Regions from separate parts of the Homo sapiens genome. Here region 1 is linked to region 2. Evidence: read pairs that join two places in POLR2A ChIA-PET (ENCODE). Cell type or tissue: MCF 10A. All regions are shown on one strand. Links, peaks and the distances in the headings refer to the core of each region. The heading gives the core; the rest is flanking DNA.

Region 1 (5,338 bases), core at 339-5,338, 150 kb before region 2:
AGAGAGCCAGGCACAGCCTGGGGGTCACCAGGCACACAGGGCAGAGGGTTTGTCAGAGTCTTGTTTTCTGTCACACAGCCTTGCCTGAGAGTACCCTGCCCTCTTGGGAGCACCCCGGACATCCAGACTCATCCCCAAGGCTCACTAAACCCAGGGTCAGGAAGCATTCCCTCTGGAATCCAGCCAGTGCCAGCTGGTCCACTCTGGCCACACACAATGGTACCTCACGTCTCCACCCACCGCCGGTCCACCTGGACACAGGGCCTCCAGCACAGAACCTCTGATCACAGGCTTCTGCACTGGCTTCTCCTCGACATATAGACACCTGGCTTCCCGCTAACACAGCAGGCCTCCCAAAACTCAGCTCTCTTGACCAAATAACCATTCTGGAATTTTCTGGATAGACTGGGTCCTTTTCCAAGTGGCTTGGCTGATGAAGGCATTGAAGGGAATGGCTGGTGAACCCAAGTCTGTCTGAGTCCTGGGCGTGGGCCGCCCACCTTCACTGTTTAAGGCCTAGAGGAAAGAGGAACTTTTGAGTCCTTTGAGCTGAAACAGCCTGCGGTGCTGGAGCCTGAGTCTGGCCGCTCAGGATGCTGACTCCCCTCTGTGCAGGGAGGTGGGAGCCGCAGGTCTGAGCACCTGTTGGTGGGCGGCGGCAGGAATCCTGCCTTCTATAGTCTTATCTTATTTCACCCTCCAACAGCTGTGAGCCAAGTACTACTGCCCCCCATGAAAGATGGAGAAACGGAAGCTCAGAGAGGCTGTGTTTCCCAAACCCCCTCCGCTGAGAAGTGGGGAGAAGGGCTCCAAGCCCAGCAATGTCTAACCTCAGAGTCATGCCTTTCAAGTACCACCTTAAGACACTGGAAAAGAAACACAAAGTAAACTTAAATTATTTCCTTCCTTCTTAAAGCAGAAGGAAGAAAATAATAAAAGATAGAGCAACTGTGAATGAAACAGAGAACAGAAAAATAGAGAAAAATCAATAAACGATCAAGTTGGTTCCTTGCAAAGACTGACACAATTGGCAAACTTTCAGCTAGACTGGCCAAATAAAAAGGAGAAAACACAAATTCCTCATCAGGAATCAAAGACGGGACATCACCACTGACCCTAAAGAAATAAAAAGGATTATAAGGGAATATTGTGAACCATGGTATGCCAACAAATGATATGAAGTGGTCATATTCCTGGGAAGACACAGCTAACAAAACTGCCTTATGAAAAACTGAAAATCTGAACAGATCTATAATGACTGAAGAGATTGAATTAGCAATCAATAAACTGTCCACGAAGAAAAACCAGGGGTTCCATTGTGAATTCTGCCAAACATTTAAAGAAGATCAATTATTCAAGCTCTTCCCAAAAACAGAAGAGAAGATAATACTTCCCAACTCATTCTATGAGGCCAGTATTACTTTGACACCAAAACCAGACAAAGACATCACAAGAGAACTAGAAATAAACATCTCTTGTAATACAGATGCAAAAATCCTGAATGAAATTTTATAAACTGAATCCAGCAACATATAAAAAAGATTATATGTGCCAGGCATGGTGGCACATGGCTGTAATCCCAGCTACTCAGGAGGCTGAGGCAGGAGAATCGCTTGAACCTGGGAGACAGAAGTTGCAGTGAACCAAGATTGCACCACTGCATTCCAGCCTGGGTGACAGAGCGAGACTCCATCTCAAAAAAAAAAAAAAAAAAAAATTCTTAAGACTCAATAATAAAATGACAAAAAACCAATTAAAAAATGGGCAAAGGGTTCAAATAGACATTTCTCCAAAGACAGACAAATGGCCAAAAAATACAGGAAAGGCCAGGCACGCTCACACCTGTAATCCCTTTGGGAGGCCGAGACGGGCGGATCACCTGAGGTCAGGAGTTTGAGACCAGCCTGGCCAACACGGTGAAACCCCATCGCTACTGAAAATACAAAAATTAGCTGGGCATGGTGGCGCATGCTTGTAATCCCAGATGCTCAGGAGGCTGAGGCAGGAGAATCGGTTGAACCGGGAGGCAGAGGCTGCAGTGAGCTGAGATTGTGCCATTGCACTCTAGCCTGGGCAACAAGAATGAAACTCGGTCTCAAAGAAAACAAAACAAACAAACAACAACAACAACAAAAACACAGAAAAATATGGTCAACATCATTAGCCACCAGGAAAATGCAAACCAAAAACCCAATGAGAGACCACTTCACATCCACTAGGATGGCAATGAGCAAAAAGATACTAAAATACTAAATGCCGGCTATAGTGGCACGTGCCTGTGGTCCCAGCTACTCTGGGGAGGCTAAGGCAGGAGGACAGCTTGAGCCCAGGAGTTTGAGACCAGCCTGGGTGATACAGCAAGACCTTATCTCTTAAAGAACCAGATAAATAGGCCAGGCGCAGTGGCTCATGCCTGTAATCCCAGCACTTTGGGAGGCCCAGACAGGTGGATCATGAGGTCAGGAATTCAAGACCAGCCTGGCCAACATGGTGAAACCTCATCTCTACTAAAAATACAAAAAAATTAGCCGGGCATGGTGGCAGGTGCCTATAGTCCCAGCTACTTGGGAGGCTGAGGCAGAGAATTACTTAAACCCGGGAGGCAGAGATTGCAGTAGCCTAGATTGCGCCACTGCACTCCAGCCTGGGTGACAGAGTGAAACTCTGTCTCAAAAAAAAAAAGAAAAAAAGAAAAAAGAAACAGAAAAATAATCACAAGTATTGAGAGGATGTGGAGAAATCAGACTCTCATGCCCTTCCAGTGAAAATGTAAAGTGACCCAGCCATTCTGGAGAACAGTGTGGCAGTTCCACAAGTGATTAAACATGGAGTGACCACATGACTCAGCAATTCCACTCTGAGGTATGTACGCAAGAGAACCGAAAACATCACGTCCTCAATGTGTGCAAGGCTCCCCGATTCACACCTCCAGACTCGTGAGCTCATTTGGCAGTCAACGGCAATTCCCCACCTCTCATGTTCTGGAGATGCCCATACTGAGTGTTCAACACTGAATTCAGCCTCTCAGCCCTGACCCAGCTTCGCCTCCTGCACCCCAGTTCCACACTGCCAGTCACCCAAGGATTACTGGAATTACAAACCCCAGTGTCATGTTGGAATTCCCCTCTCCATGCGCCATAACCTCAGTACATTACCAAGTCCACAGTGCATCTCTAACACCTTACGGAATCTTCTCATTTCTCTCCAGCCTGATAAAACCCTCATAACAACCTCCAGTTACTGAGCTGGTGCTGTGTGCAGGTGACTGTGTTAAGCAGCTACATAGACCTCAACTGTGCCCACCAAGCCCAAGTACTATCAGTAGTCTCCTTTTCCAGGTGAGGAAACTGGAGCTTCTTAGAGACATTGACCATGGTCATACAACTATTATCAAGCACAGCTGGCTCCAAATCCCCAGATCCTAACAAGTACCTATGGGCCCATGCCACTTGAAGTCACCAACCTTACTGCATTATGGTACAACTGTTAGAGATAAGGATTGTGAAGCCAGACTGTCTGGGTTCAAATCTCAATGTTACAGCTTTCTAGCTGGGTGACCTTCCTAAGATCTGTGCACCTTGGGGGTGATAATACAGTGATGCTGAGAGACAGGACTAGCTGGATTTCCAAGGCTGACTAAGAATTCCTAAGCCTAGCTGGGGAAGGTGACCACACCCACCTTTAAACATGGGGCTTGTAACTCAGCTCACACCAGACCAATCAGGTAGTAAAGAGAGCTCACTAAAATACCAATTAGGCTAAAAACAGGAGGTAAAGAAATAATTAAATCACCTATCCCCTGAGAGCACAGGGGGAGGCACAATGATCAGGATATAAACCCAGGCATTCGAGCCAGATCAGGCAACGCCCTTTGGGTACCCCCCCGTTGAATGGGAGCTCTGTTTTCACTCTATTAAATCTTGCAACTGCACACTCTTCTGGTCCATGTTTGTTCCAGCTCGAGCTGAGCTATCACTTGCTGTCCACCACTGCTGATCATCGCCATCGCAGACCCACCACTGACTTCCACCCCTCCGGATCCAGCAGGGTGTCCACTGAGCTTCTGATCCAGTGAGGCACCCATTGCTGCTCCCAATCGGGCTAGAGGCTCACCATTGTTCCTGCATGGCTAAGTGCCTGGGTTCGTCCTAATTGAGCTGAACACTAGTCCCTGGGTTCCACAGTTCTCTTCCATGACCCACGGCTTCTAATAGAGCTATAACACTCACCGCATGGCCCAAGGTTCCATTCCTTGGAATCCGTGAGGCCAAGAACCCCAGGTCAGAGAGCAAGAGGTTTGCTGCCATTTTGGAAGCGGCCCACCACCATCTTGGGAGCTCTGGGAGCAAACACTCATCGGTAACATTTGCTGGGCTCGTATGGGGATTCTCCAAAGCGGTGAGTAATATTGAACCACTTTCACTTGCTATTCTGTCCTACCCTTCCTTAGAATTGGAGGAAAATACTGGGCACCTGTTGGCTGGTTAAAAATGATTAATGTGGCCACCGGACTTAAGACTCAGGTGTGAGGCTTTCTGGGAAAAGGCTTTCTAACAATCCCCAACCCTTTTGGGTTGGGAGCATTGGTCTGCCTGGAACCAGCTTCCACTTTTACAGTTTTCTTGGGGAAGCAGAGGGCTGACTAGAGGCAGAAAGCTGTCGTCCCAAATTCCCGGCATTGGCCGGTCAAGATCATGGCGCAGCCAGAAGTCTCTACTCAACAGTTGCCCATGCGTGCACCCCTATCTCTCCTTCTGGCCCATACCTCCTGGGTCCTAACCATGACTTTCTTGAAAGTGTAGCCCCAAAATTCTCCTTACCTCTGAATCTACTTCCTCTGATCCCTGCCTCCTAGGTACTAATGCTTCAGACTCACTTCCTCTCCCAAGTATTAGAGCAAGTTGTATCTCCAAAGGGATCTAAGGAAGCTCTACGCTGTGTCCTTAAGCACCTAGGGTATGAACCCAGGGAGTCTTGTCCCTGGTGTCCCTCCCAATTTAGATATACAGCTCTCGACATGGGAAGTTATGTGGGACCTACCACCCTTGCCAGGGCCCCAAGTTTGTAAATGGCTAGGAGGATTGCTCTCCCATTGTGTAAGATGCTCTCCTCCCCCAATTTCTACCCAGCTTACCTCCCCCACTGCAATACAATCTCTAAGCCTAGACTCCTTGGCCAGGGCCTTAGAATTGATGACCCAGTACTTTAACAACTGGAACTGTGTCTACGACAACAGAATAGATCAGGAAGAAAGCGAATTGAGTAAATTAAAGGGAGGCGCATATTCCTATAGAGGCAAATGGGGGCAACGAGCGAACATTCTTCCGCTGTGTTCCCA
Region 2 (5,320 bases), core at 1-5,000:
GCCTGTCAGAAAGTGACATTCTCACCCGCCACAGGTCAGAACCCTGTAAAGGACAAGGTATGAGGCCAGTTTTTCAAGGGGCTTTTATTGGCTCTATAGGTCAGCTTCATTTTCTCAAGGCAATCTGAAGATGTCATTCTAAGCAAAGCCTTGGTAAAATACCCAGTGTCTCCAATTGTGTCCTGCTATAAGATAGAACAAATTCTGGTTGAACCTATGTAAATAACTATATTGCCATAGATTAAGAATACCGACAGATAGTTTTCAAATTTCGGAGAAATTAAGTAGAGAGAAAGGAATTAGGTTTTAAATTTTGCTCATAAAAATTTACCTTAATTGTTTAAGAGTGTAAATATCTTAAAAGAAGAAAAACAAAACAAAAATAATCAAATGTTTTAAAGAGTCATAAAAGATTATTTCAGGCCAGGCACAGTGGCTCACATCTGTAATCCAAGCACTTTGAGAGGCCGAGGCAGGTGGATCACCTGAGGTTGAGAGTTCCAGAACAGCCTGACCAACGTGGTGAAACCCCATCTCTACTAAGAATACAAAAAAAAAAAAAAAAAATTAGCTGGGTGTGGTAGCAGGTGCCTTTAATCCCAGCTACTTGCGAGGCTGAGGCAGAAGAATCACTTGAACCCAGGAGGTTGCAGTGAGCCACTGTGCCACTGAACTCATGCCTGGGTGACAGAGCGATATTTAGTGTAAAAAATAAATAAATAAAAGATTATTTCAGGCCAGGCATGGTGGCTCATGCCTGTAATTCCAGCACTTTGGGAGGCTGAGGCAGGCAGATCATAAGGTCAGGAGTTCAAGACAAGCCTGGCCAACATAGTGAAACCCTGTCTCTACTAAAAATACAAAAATTAGCTGGGTGTGTGGTGACACACGCCTGTAATCTCAGCTACTCGAGAGGCTGAGGCGGAACTGCTTGAACCTGGGAGGCAGAGGTTGCAGTGAGCCAAGACCACACCACTGCCCTCCAGCCTGGGCAAAAGAGTGAGACTCCATTTCAAAAAAAAAAAGATTATTTCAATCTACTGTTAGTTCAGTCCATGCAATTAACTCCTGTTCTGCTTGGTATTGGGTCAGGAAACCTCACGAATACATCAGCTCTTTATGAGAACCCTGGAAGTTTTTATCTTTATTCCAATGGCACAATCTTTAAAGTTATCAGAGTACTTCTCAGAATTCTATAGCTGATTATAAACCATGCTATTGAAAGGATTAAAGTGAAACAATTGTGGATGTCAAAAGTGTTAGAACAGCCGTAGTTAAAGACATAATTGACAAGGAAATTTGGTTATTTCTGTGGCATACAACAATTTAACGTAATAATCATAATTGCTACTGATAACATATATTGAGATATACCAGAATCACAGGAATCTGGTACAATTTAGGAACACATACTAATAACACACACACACACATATATATATATATAATCCAAAGAAAGTTAAATACCATTTCATATTCAACAATGCTTCCTGTGTGATTTTAACATACCAAATCAGCTGAATATGTTTCTTTTGAACTTCAGGACCTAATATCAAAATAATTAATGAGGTCAAAAAGACTGAATTAATCATTTAATTCTGGAAAGCTTGTCAAACAGCAAAGGTTTAAAACTCTTGATATCACAAAACAGGGTCACAGGTCATTGTATCATTCATTTATTTAGATATAGTGCTGACTCAAACTTTTTTTTTTTTTTTTAAAAAGGCAAAAACTTTTACTCTTTGAGAGGAGGCTTACTTTCCCAAACAATACAACCTCATGAAGACAGCATGAAGTCAATTAAATTTGTCTCTCTCTTTCTCTCCTGGTCCCCCCACGCCCTCTCCTTTGTTTGTTTGTTTGTTTGTTTAGTTTTCTCAAAGGATAGTTGAACAGAAATCTGTTTCAGAAGAGAGAAAGACAAATTTTACCTCTATATGAATATATCACTTATCCTGCCAAATTTAATCAAATAAACAAATGTTTTATTTATTTTCACCATAAGATACAGTTTCTATAAACCTTTTTTTTTTTGAGATGGAGTCTTGCTCTGTCATCCAGGCTGGAGTGCAGTGGCGCGATCTCAGCTCACTGCAAGCTCCACCTCCCAGGTTCACGCCATTCTGCCTCAGCCTCCCAAGTAGCTGGGACTACAGGCGCCCGCCACCATGCCCAGCTAATTTTTTGTATTTTTAGTAGAGACGGGGTTTTACTGTGGTCTTGATCTCCTGACCTCGTGATCCACCTGCCTCAGCCTCCCAGAGTGCTGGGATTACAGGCGTGAGCCACCGCACCTGGCCTTCCATAAACCTTTTTATAATCTTTTATAATTTTTTTACTTTTTAAATTTATTTTAAAAAACTAATCCCCAGTATTTATACAATTATTATTATTATTATTATTATTATTATTAAAGAGTGGGTTAATGCTCCCAGAAACCTTGTTAATCTGACACAGAGGCCCAGATACTGGTCTTATATCAGTGTGCGTTTGATGTTAATGTTTAATTTGTAGAGAAACTCTGAACTAAACTTTATCTCTCAAAATTTGTCTTTACAATCTCACGCGTCCACCTCTTCCATGATAGTCCCTTGGCCTTGAGAGGTTGAATGGTTTTAATTTCTGGCCCTGCTTCTCATAAATGCAGCTTATTTTGATTATCATCTTCTCCTGGGTCTGAAGATGAGACTTTAACTGCTGTCAGTGTTTAAGGTTTAGCGGTCTTGGTGTCCTTTTGGACCCAGCCATCAAATCCTTGTAACTTAACAGCACGAGGACTTTAAAAGCAATACAAGGCCAGGCTTGGTGGCTCATGCCTGTAATCCCAGCATTTTGGGAGGCCGAGGTGGGTGGATCACCTGAGGTCAGGAGTTCAAGACCGGCCTGACCAGCATAGTGAAACCCCATCTCTACTAAAAATACAAAATTAGCCAGGTGTGGTGGCACGTGTCTGCAATCCCAGCTACGTGGGAAGCTGAGGCAGCAGAATTGCTTGAACCCGGGAGGTGGAAGTTGCAGTGAGCCAGGATTGGCCATTGCACTCCAGCCTGGGCAACAAGAGTGAAACTCTGTCTCAAAATAAATAAGCAATACAGAAAGTTACATGGACATAATAATTTTTTTTTAAATCTCAGTTTTAGTAAGCAAATAAAAAACTTAATAATGATGACATAGGAATTATTTCAATAAAACATGAAATATGGCCAGGTGCGGTAGCTCATGCCTGTAATCCCAGCGCTTTGGGAAGCCAAGGCGGGCAGATCACTTGAGCCCAGGAGTTTGAGACCAGCCTGGCCAATATGTCAAAACCCCACATCTACAAAAAATACAAAAATTAGCTGGGTGTTGTGGCATGTGCCTGTCATGCCAGCTACTTGGGAGGCTGAGGTGGGAGGATCATTTGAACCTGGGAGGTGGAGGTTGCAGTGGGTCATGATTGCAGCACTGCACTCCAGCCTGGGCGACAGAGAAACAAACCCCAAAACATAAAATATGTTTGTTAGGCCAGTTACCAGAAGCCAAAACAAAAACCCCACCTTCTGCAGTGTGATTTTTTTCCCTATGGGAAATCCAGTTAGTTGGCCTTGCAAGTCAAAACTGAAAACGGTACTTGAATTAATTAGACACAGGAAGAGTGTCTCCTGGTTCATAAGAGAAGGTGTTGGGTTTCATAGAATGATTTAGACAGGAACAGCAAAGAGTACAGAATGTTATAGTAGAAGAAAATACCCTTTAGGGCCGGGCACTGTGGCTCACACCTGTAATCCCAGCACTTCGGGAGGCTGAGGAGGACGGATTGGATCACAAGGTCAGGAGATCGAGACCATCCTGGCCAACATGGTGAAACCCGTCTCTACTAACAATACAAAAATTAGCTGGGCGTGATGGCGCATGCCTGTAATCCCAGCTACTTGGGAGGCTGAGGCAGGAGAATCGCTTAAATCAGGGTATTGGAGGTTGCAGTGAGCCAAGATCACCCCACTGCACTCCAGCCTGGTAACAGTGAGACTTTGTCTCAAAAAAAAAAAAAAAAAAAAAAAAAGAAAATTCCCTTTAGACCTTTAAGATAAAACATCTTTAGCATCAGATCACAACAATAGTTAGAATCCGAGTAAAAAAGTGAGAGGAGTTGAGAAAAAAGTTGAAGGGGAGAGATTATCTCAGACCTTCTCAAATGGGAGAGAAAGCTAAAAATAGCATGTCGACGAAGAGTCAAACTCTAAAATATTTAAAGAGATTTATTGTGAACCAAATGTGAGGATCATGACCCCCTGGCACAGCCCCAGGAGGCACCGAGAACAAGTGCCCGAAGTGACTGGGTTACAGTCTGATTTTATGCATTTTAGGGTGTCAATCGAAGAAAATGACGAGACAAGTTTCAATCATTTTAGGAGATTTATTTGCCAACATTAAGGATCTGCCTGGGAGACAGGTCTACGCCTTTCTCTGAAGATGATTTTGAGGGCTCCAAATTTAAAGGAGAAAGGGTGGGATATTGAGAAGCTCAGTTTTCACATTAAAAAAGGGGCGAAGGAAAAATGTGGGGAACCTGCATTTTACATAAGAGAACACCGACAAAATGGGGTAGGGGAGCAATCAGACATGCATTTGGTCTGGCGGTGGGGTGGGGGGGCCAGTGTGACTACACCCGTAAAGATAAGCTATCAATTTGCATTGCCATCATGAAGTTTTAACAGCTCACTAGGAATTTACTTGTGGGCAAAATATGGGGGAGGCTGGTAGCTTTTCATCCTGTAGCCATCTGATTCAGGAACCAAAAGATGGAGGCAGGTTTGCGTGACCCAGTTCCCAGCTTGACTCTTCCTTTTAGCTAAGTGAACTTGGGGGTCCCCAGATTTAATTTCCTTTCACAGGGGAAACTGAAGTTACAGGCAGATGTCAGTCAGTACATAGAAGGTATACATTGGTTCAGTCTGGAAAGGCAGGAGCACTGGAAGTGGGGGCTTCCAGATCCTAGATGGATTCAGAGATTTTCTGATTGGCAATTGGTTTAAACAGTTAGGATTATGACTTAAAGATCTAGAATCAATAGAAAGGAGTGTCTGTGTTAAGCTAAGGGATTGTGGAGACCAAGGTGTTTTTATGGTGCAGATGAAGCCTCCAGGTAGCAGGCTCCAGAGCTCTGATCAGACATGAAAAGGTGCCAGACTGTTAGCTAATTCTCTCCTGGATCAGGGAAAAGATCTGGGAAGGAAGGGGATTCTCTGCAGGATGCAGATTTTCTCCACCAGAGACAGCTTTTTAGGGCCATTTCAAAGTATGTCAAAGGAATGTACTTTGTGGTAAAATACTTCAGTTT

The links. ChIA-PET counts read pairs that join two places held together with the same protein. Peaks named below come from ENCODE experiments on the same cell type or tissue, not always from the same donor. Only the 100,000 strongest peaks of a DNase experiment are listed, where the experiment ranks them.
Region 1: POLR2A ChIA-PET joins it to region 2 with 5 read pairs; 2 of 35 experiments call an interaction of 5 or more read pairs at or near these places.

The regions. Positions count from the first base shown.
Region 1 is chr4:8,416,763-8,422,100 of GRCh38, forward strand. The region is part of intron 1 of ACOX3 (acyl-CoA oxidase 3, pristanoyl); the gene reads right to left. Among named protein-coding and RNA genes, the nearest start is that of ACOX3, 21 kb to the right of the region's middle. RefSeq lists an enhancer at 2,733-2,782. In MCF 10A, for the core only: no CTCF peak of the experiment used is centred there; a DNase peak (open chromatin) is centred at 2,879.
Region 2 is chr4:8,563,095-8,568,414 of GRCh38, forward strand. No RefSeq gene overlaps it. Among named protein-coding and RNA genes, the nearest start is that of GPR78, 15 kb to the right of the region's middle. In MCF 10A, for the core only: no CTCF peak of the experiment used is centred there; no DNase peak of the experiment used is centred there.